Regions from separate parts of the Homo sapiens genome. Here region 1 is linked to region 2. Evidence: chromatin contacts called from ENCODE Hi-C data. All regions are on one chromosome and are shown on one strand. The core of a region is the stretch at or near the end of the contact, and the rest is flanking DNA. Distances in the headings are between cores, read along the strand shown.

Evidence for each region. Hi-C counts contacts between places; a loop is a spot of excess contacts on that map. Pooled maps may share reads with other maps.
Region 1: a loop to region 2 is called in a pooled map, with 13 times the contacts of the local background. The contact joins the promoter of TAF1A-AS1 here to the enhancer-like site in region 2. A Hi-C loop is called at or near these places in 7 of 50 pooled maps.

Annotation. Positions count from the first base shown.
Region 1 is chr1:222,588,530-222,592,177 of GRCh38, reverse strand. It overlaps TAF1A-AS1 (TAF1A antisense RNA 1), which reads right to left and starts at 2,258. Exons shown (of 3, transcript NR_110613.1): 1 at 2,216-2,258; 2 at 1,771-1,920; 3 at 1-12. TAF1A (TATA-box binding protein associated factor, RNA polymerase I subunit A) reads left to right here and starts at 2,245. Exons shown (of 11, transcript NM_005681.4): 1 at 2,245-2,451; 2 at 3,613-3,648. The coding sequence starts at 3,615. RefSeq lists enhancers at 1,212-1,744, 1,745-2,278.
Region 2 is chr1:223,079,749-223,083,548 of GRCh38, reverse strand. No RefSeq gene overlaps it. Among named protein-coding and RNA genes, the nearest start is that of TLR5, 62 kb to the left of the region's middle. Within about 2 kb of position 2,193, at least 25 of the 41 ENCODE cell types and tissues checked have a DNase peak (open chromatin) inside an H3K27ac peak, as active enhancers do.

The sequences.
Region 1 (3,648 bases), core at 1,009-3,508, 490 kb after region 2:
CTGCTCAGAGTACTGAAACATGAAAAGAAAAAAAAAAGAAAAAGGAAGAAAAACCTGTGTCTTTGAGGATACAGTCCCTGGGGTGGAATTCTAGCCCATGTATTTTGGTTTTCTCTATATTATTATCTGAGATGTTTTTATTTTTATGCTTTCATGCCACATTCCTTTTTTATTCTCGTTAGCTGTGATATAGGATAGTCTATTTATGATGAGGTCTCTTCAACTGTTTGGCTATGTGAAGTTTGTTCTTTAATAGATTGCACAGGAAGCGTTCATGGAAATAATATTCCTTAAATGACAGTTTGCAACTTTAAAAACAACATAATTCATCACCATATTAAGTTGCTCTGTAGCACAAAGTAATTGTAAGAACATGTTTTTCTTAGGACATGTTTTCTTATAGATTGAAATCTAGAAAAGTCTTTGCATGCTTTATGTTTTCATATTTGTCATGCCTTTTTTTTTTTTTTTTTTGAGACATGGTCTTGCTATGTTGCCCAGGATGGAATTGAACTTTTGAGCTCAGCGATCTTCCTGCCTCAGCCTCTGGAGTAGCTGGGACTACAGATGCCTGCCACGGCAACCTTCCCTCCTTCCTTCTTGTTTATGCTATTGGATGTGATCTAGTTGATTTTTTTTATCTCTTCTCTCCAACACATTTTCTGTCAGAATTGCAGCATGGGAAAGAAAAAGCATAGGTAGGGCACGTTTCCTACTGCTCCTTAGAGCTGTTTGAGAACTTCGAGGAAAATCTGAAAGCTCTTCCTCATTTTCGGGAGAACATAAACTTTTTTCCATGTAAAATCATTTCTGGGCTGGTTTTGGTGAATTTACACCTCAAGCCAATGGGAGAAAAGTAGCCAGACTAAGCCTCTAGACAAGAAAGTAATGATTATGTATGTTATTTTGTGTGTGGTCTCCTGGACTACGCATAATTTATGTTAGCCCTGCCTGTAGAGTTAGAGCACAAGCTTGAGTGAGGACTCAAGAACTAATGACAGAGAGAGCAGCAGAAGGAACTTTTCTTGCAAGTCCTTAACTACTGCATATTGTTTTATGCAGAAGACAACATAGAATCAACTATTTGTAGCATTTTAAGGAATCCATGTACAAAATTTTTTTTGACAGGGTCTCATTCTGTCGCCCAGGCTGGAGTGCAGTAGGGTGATCACAGCTCACTGCAGCCTCGACCTCCCTGGGCTCAGGTGATCCTCCCACCTCATCCTCCCGAGTAGCTGGGACTAGAGGCATGCATCATCACCCCAGCTTATTTTTTTTTATTTTTATTTTGTAGGGACGGGGTTTCATCATGTTGACTAGGCTGGTTTCGAACTCCTGAGCTCAAACTTTCCGCCTGCCTCGGCCTCCCAAAGGGCTGGGATTACAGGCATGAGCCACCGCGCCCGGCCTCAAACTCTTACCAGACCCTTTAATTTCCTCTCCGATACTCCGATTCTACTCAAACTGTTCACCTACACAGAGGAAACTCAGTGATTCCTGGGGGAGCCTATGCTATATTTGTGCATCCTCATTTGTGGACAAAATTCTTTCTTGCTGTGACTTGAAAGCAGCCTCCCTTTACCTTTCACTTATTAGTCCTAGTTCTGTTCTCTGCTGCTAAGAAAAAGGGTCTGATCCTTCTTTCACTGATCAGCCCTCCAAATATTGGAGAAGCACACTGCGTTTCCATGGGCCTGCAGTCCTTTTCCGGGATCATCTTCCCTAGAACCCCTCAACTGTCTCTCATTTCACACGGTTTAACCATCTTACCTTTAACCCATATTTCATTTGTTTGTCTCAATGTCCCTCATGAAAGTTGACCCAGACGGGTCCGCAGAACAACTTTTGCTGAGAAGGCAAAGGAAATTCTCGCCCAAATTGTGGAGAAGGCAGTCGAACCAATTAAACCTAAAGCTAAAACTGTAATAGAAAAGAACTTTCAAGCTCGCAATGAAAAGGCTATGCATGGATTTATCTCATCACAGCCACTAGCCACACCTCCACTCGTGCAGTGCGCCTGCGAGCCGAGCAGAAACCAATGGCCCATCGTAGTGAATTTCTCGGGTAAAGTGACATTCTCCGCTTTTGAATGCTCCCTTCGCCCAGCCGCCAACCCCTCGCCCCAATTTCCATTTTAAATGAAAGTCTCCCACTTTCTAGCTGAGACAGACAAAAATAAAACTCGGGCAAAACCAATCGCAGAGAGGCAGCTCACTGTCACTTCCTGGGTCACTTCCAGAAGTCACTTCCGGGGTCGAGGCGAGGCCAACGATACGCCTGCTGCAGCAGGAGGAGTTACGAGCCGGGCCGCGCGCTGCCTAAATACCTAAACCAGGTTTAGCGCCTGCTCATATAAAGCTCTCCTAACTCGTCTTCCGGTGGGAATTTCTTCACGTGGGCCGGAGTCGGAGACTGAGTTTAGCTTTACTGAGGAGCTCTAAATTTAGGCGGGTAAGTGCCGCAGATATCGCCCGTGGTTCCTGCGTTTAAATGGAACGGGAAGGGGTGTGTCAGGATTCATCCATGTTCTCCTGATATTTCCTCCTAATACCTGAAACCCTTGGGGTCTGAAAACGAAAGAAGGGGATAGAGAAGCTTTGGTTGCCGTGGCAACTGCGGGTCACCAATTTGGGTTTTTGAGGATTTGGAAAGGGAGGATTTGTGTAACTACTCCTGAAAACACGTGATGGGTCGGATTCAAATTCAGTTGTTACTTATAATTCATACTCCTAGCCACATGCTTTGAATTTAGAAGGTTTACTCTGGGTATAATGCAGAGATGCAAAATCTGAGCCAGGGTAATTGTTTAGAAAGCTGATGCGGTAATCTAGGCACTGTTTGAAGGGGTCTTGAACTAGAGTAGTGCTGTAGGATTGAAGAGGGGAAATAGGGGAAATTTGGAGGTAGTATCAGGGGCACTAATACTCGATTTCATATGGGTAATGAGGAAGGGGCCCTGAGCATCTTTAGGAGTAAGTCTAAACTCACCTTGGCTTATGATGATTTTTCTAGGTTCGTTTCTCACCTTCCGCACCCCTCCTCCACACGCACCTCGAATTCTAGTCATGCCAAGTAGTTTGGTGTTCTATTTCCTAGACTATCGTCCTCACCATTTTTTGTGATGTTAGGCAGGTTCCATCATTTCACTAAGCCCCTCAGTTTTTTCAACCTTCACATGGAAGAAAGTAATAGTACCCACCTCAGGATTGCTGTGGGGATTAAATTAGATAATTTATACTTCTAGTGCATAGTAAGGGCCTAATAAATATTAGCTGCTACTTCTATTCTTACTGTACTTTTCATATTGTTTTGTTATTATACGTTTTGCTGTTTCTTCGTCTAGACTTGAGATTTTTTAAATTAGAGGGGCAGTATCTTATTTATCTTTACATGGACTTGAAACATTAGTGGTTCGGTCTTTAATGGATCATTCATTTTGGCTGTTGCTGACATAGTTAAATTCATTTTTTACTTTAAAAGAGCTGACAGGTATAATGCATTTTGCTAATCAAATTATATTTATTAGATAAAAAGATAGCCGTTTTTCTGTACAACTCAGAAGACTGTGGATTAAGATGTACAGAAAGTAACTGATATCTCATCTTGTAATAGGTATGAGTGATTTCAGTGAAGAATTAAAAGGGCCTG
Region 2 (3,800 bases), core at 944-3,443:
TGTCTACTACAAAAGTCATTTGCTGACGTCCCATGTTCCTTAGAATAGCACCTCATTTGAAGATAAGGCTTTAGAAAGGTAATCAAGTTAAAATGAGGCCATTACTCATCCAAAATGAATAGTGTCCTTATAAAAAAGAGAAACGTGGAGACAGCCACACACACAGAATGATGCATGAAGACACATGAAGATGGTCGACTACCAGCCAAGCAGAGGGGCCTGCAACAGATTCTCCCTCACAGCCCACAAAACGAATCAACCTGCCAACATCTAGATCTCGGACTTGCAGCCTCCAGAATTGTGAGGCCACAGGTTTCTGCTGTGTAAGCCTCCCGGTCTGTAAGACTTTGTTACAGCTGCTGTAGGAAGCTAACACACCCCTCCAGGAGCCCCTGGCTGTGTACAGGAAGCTTCGACTCACATGCTAAGGTGTGAGGGGGGCATGGCAGGTGCTCCGGGAAGGGGAAGCAGCAAAAGCAAAGGCGCGAAAGCAGGATATTCAGGGAGGCCAGCAGCCTGGCTCTGGGGAGGAGTTTGTGATGAGGAGCATAAGGTAACAAGGTGGCCAGGCCAGGTCAAGTACAAACAGGGCTAGATGCTGAATTTACGTGTGACATGCATTGCAATATTCATTTCTTCTTTGTTCCACAGAGACTGCAGGCAGCAGGGTAGCCTTTCCAGGTGCTATAAAGAGTCATTTCTCTGGGACCCAGACTTCAGTCTGAGTATCTTCGCAGCAGATGTGTCCTGTGGGTGGTACCACTTGGTGTCACACCCTCCATCCCATGCCTGCAGCTCCTTCTACAGCACTCAGCTCTGTGCACATCTTGGCATTATCTGGGTCTGCCTCTCTCTGTTTTCCCTGTGGCCTGGTGTCCCTCTGCGGGTGCCCAGTCACACACCTGCACGGGGGGAGGGCCACACACCGTGGACAGCAGTGGAAAGAGCACTGGGCTTAAAGTCAAGGGACTGGGCTGAAGGAGTTCGGGAAGTGCCACCCAAACACGGTATGCCAGCTACCTTGAACCGAAGGCACTGGGCAGCACAGGATGCAGGCGGAGGCTTGCTCTGAGCTGCCTTTGTCTGCCTAAAGACGGACCCTCCAAAGGGACCTCAATTATCATGAATCCCCCTCCCCAGGAAATTCATGAGCCAGGGGAGACTCGCATCACAGCAGAGGGGACTGAAGGTTGATGCCATGCCCAGGCCAACTTTGTCATAGGCTACCCATATTCTCCCAAGGGCCCATTCATCTTTCCCCAAATCATTCATTCTCCCCATGGCACCTCCATCCCCTCTCCTGCCTCCGCGGTGAGTCAGGCGCATAAGCTTCTAGGTCTCTCATTGGTTTGGAGATATTCACTTTTCTTTCCCATGATGCATCCATGTGCATAATAAATGTGGTCACCCTTCCTCCTGCTAATCCGCCTGCTGTCAGTTTATTCCATAGACTCCATTATGGAGCACTCAGAGGGTAAGGTTTCCCCTCTTCCACGGAGCCTTGCTGAGCCTCAGTTTCCCTATGAGGCAGGCATACTTCACCATCTCCTTTCAGGCTGGATATTCATTCTAAGGCCACACATGAATATGAGAATATTCAGGCCTTTTAGGTAGAATATTCTAAGAATCTTAAACGATGGTACCTCTTAGTGGAAGCAGTATTCTGACAAACCAATGGGGCAGGGAGGGTGGGAAATGGTGTTTTATGGTCACTCTGGGACCCCAGGCAAGGTAATCCTAATGGAAGCTCAGGCTTTTGGGGCGGGCTTTTTTTTTTCCTGTCTACGAATGGAAACATGAAGCAGATTTCGCAGTATCTCCCAGGGAACTGGACAGTCTACTTTGGGGCCGGCGCAGAAGAGATGACCCCTGACCACCTCCCGGTGTGCTGGCTGCGGCTGGACCCGAGGGCGCGTCCTCCCGAGCCTCTGCGGCTACTCTTCTCGCCGCCCCCAGGTGGTGCTGCAGGACCACAGCCTCGAGGCTCCTCCGCCCCAGGTGCCCGCCCGGCAGCCCCAGACCTGCCTGGATTTACTCCCTTCAGCGGGAGGAGACACCAAGAGGCCGACGCGTAAATTCCAGGCCTGGCCTTCTTCCAGCGCTCCAAAACCTTCTGGAGCCTTCTCAATCAATAGACTCAAAGGCTTTTAGCGTGTCCCTGCCACTTGACGTCAGAGGTGACACGGGTCTGTGAGCCTGGCTGCTGGAATTCACACTCAGCCAACACCCAGCTCGGGGCTGTTCCCCTTGAGCCTGTCCCAGTGCCCGGAGGGGCCTCTTTCCCTCATTCCTCCCCTTCTAGAAACCCTAGACACAGCGCCAACACCACACCCGGAGGCGCCGGCCTCAGGGGAGAAACCACAGTATACACACACCACACATACTATGTGTACACACACTACACAGTGGACACCCACCACACGCACAATACACATGCACGACACCCTGCACACACGTGCCACAGGTCAGCCTGGAAGCACGATCACAGAATGGGAGTCCTGTGGTGAAATCCTCGCTGATCTAGAAACAGCTGCACGGCCGCCCTTCCCGGGGAGAGTCCCAGGTCCTCAGAAGAGCCCCAAGTTGCAGCCCGGCCCATGCCTACCTGCAGCCCTGCAGCAGCAACACACCTGGAGGCAGAGAGAACTTTGGAATATGCTAGAAAGCCAGTAAGCGCACATCTCCTCAGAGCTTTGCTACTTTTGTCAAGAGTTCCATGCTACTTTATGAGGTAATGGAAAGACAAGGTTAAAGCTGATTGAGCTCAAGCTACATCTTTTACATGTTAAGGGCCCTCATTGGACCCTGACCCTGGCTACTCATGAGGGAGACTTTTCCTCCCTCTCCTGTGGGCCTGTGTGAGCCAGGCATGGAGCTTTGCCTGGGCACTGGTCCTTCCCCCCCAGGGCTGTGAGGGCAGGATCCATGGCCCTGGCAGAGTGAGGCTGGGGCCGGCATTGGAGCCTGAGGGGCAGGAGACCCCAGAGAGTTCCTCCGGAGCAGCACAGGGTGGGCATTGGGGTCAGAGCCTGTGGCCTTCAAACCTGGTTGCTCACACTACTGCTTCTCAGTACAGCCAAGGTGGTGCACGAATCCAAGAGAAAAGGTGAACGGAGAAGCCCGGTCCTGTGGGCCAACCCCAGGGAATGCGCTTCTTGGAGAACTGGGAGGCCTGAGCCCTGTCCTGTGGCTGGGGACAGTCCAATCTGTGATGCAGTAGATGCTGGGGGCCTCACGGAGGGCTCTGAGCTGAGGGTCCTTTCCACCCCCAGCCCAACCTCAGGGCCAAGAAAAGAAGGTGCTCAGTGACCCCGCACGAGCTCTTTCCCGGGTGCGCGAATTTCATGCAGTTATATTAAAATAGAAATACTCAAAGCCGCTTGGACCCAACTGACTAGCTGGGCATTAACATGGTGCCTAGGTAGGTAGGGCCTTCCTGGATTCCAGCTGTTGGACCCTTTTCTCAACAATGCTTACTTACACAAGCAACTAGGGATTGGCCCCCAAAATGAGGATTGCTGGGACTTGCAAATGATAATTGTCACCAAATAGGGTCTGGATAATTAGAATGAAGGATGATTAAAAGCGTGAGGAATCTTGGAAGTTTAAAGAGTCCAGCCTCTCCACGAGTGTAGGAATTCATTCTCATTCTCCCGGCAGGGATGATCCGGCCTCTGTGTGAACACTTCTAGGGACAGGGCACCCCCTTTTGGAAATCAGACCACTCCAGTATTAAAGAGTTTATTATTCACTCCTGCGTGGGCGTAAAATCTGCCTTCTGAGACTTTGGCCTGCGGGTC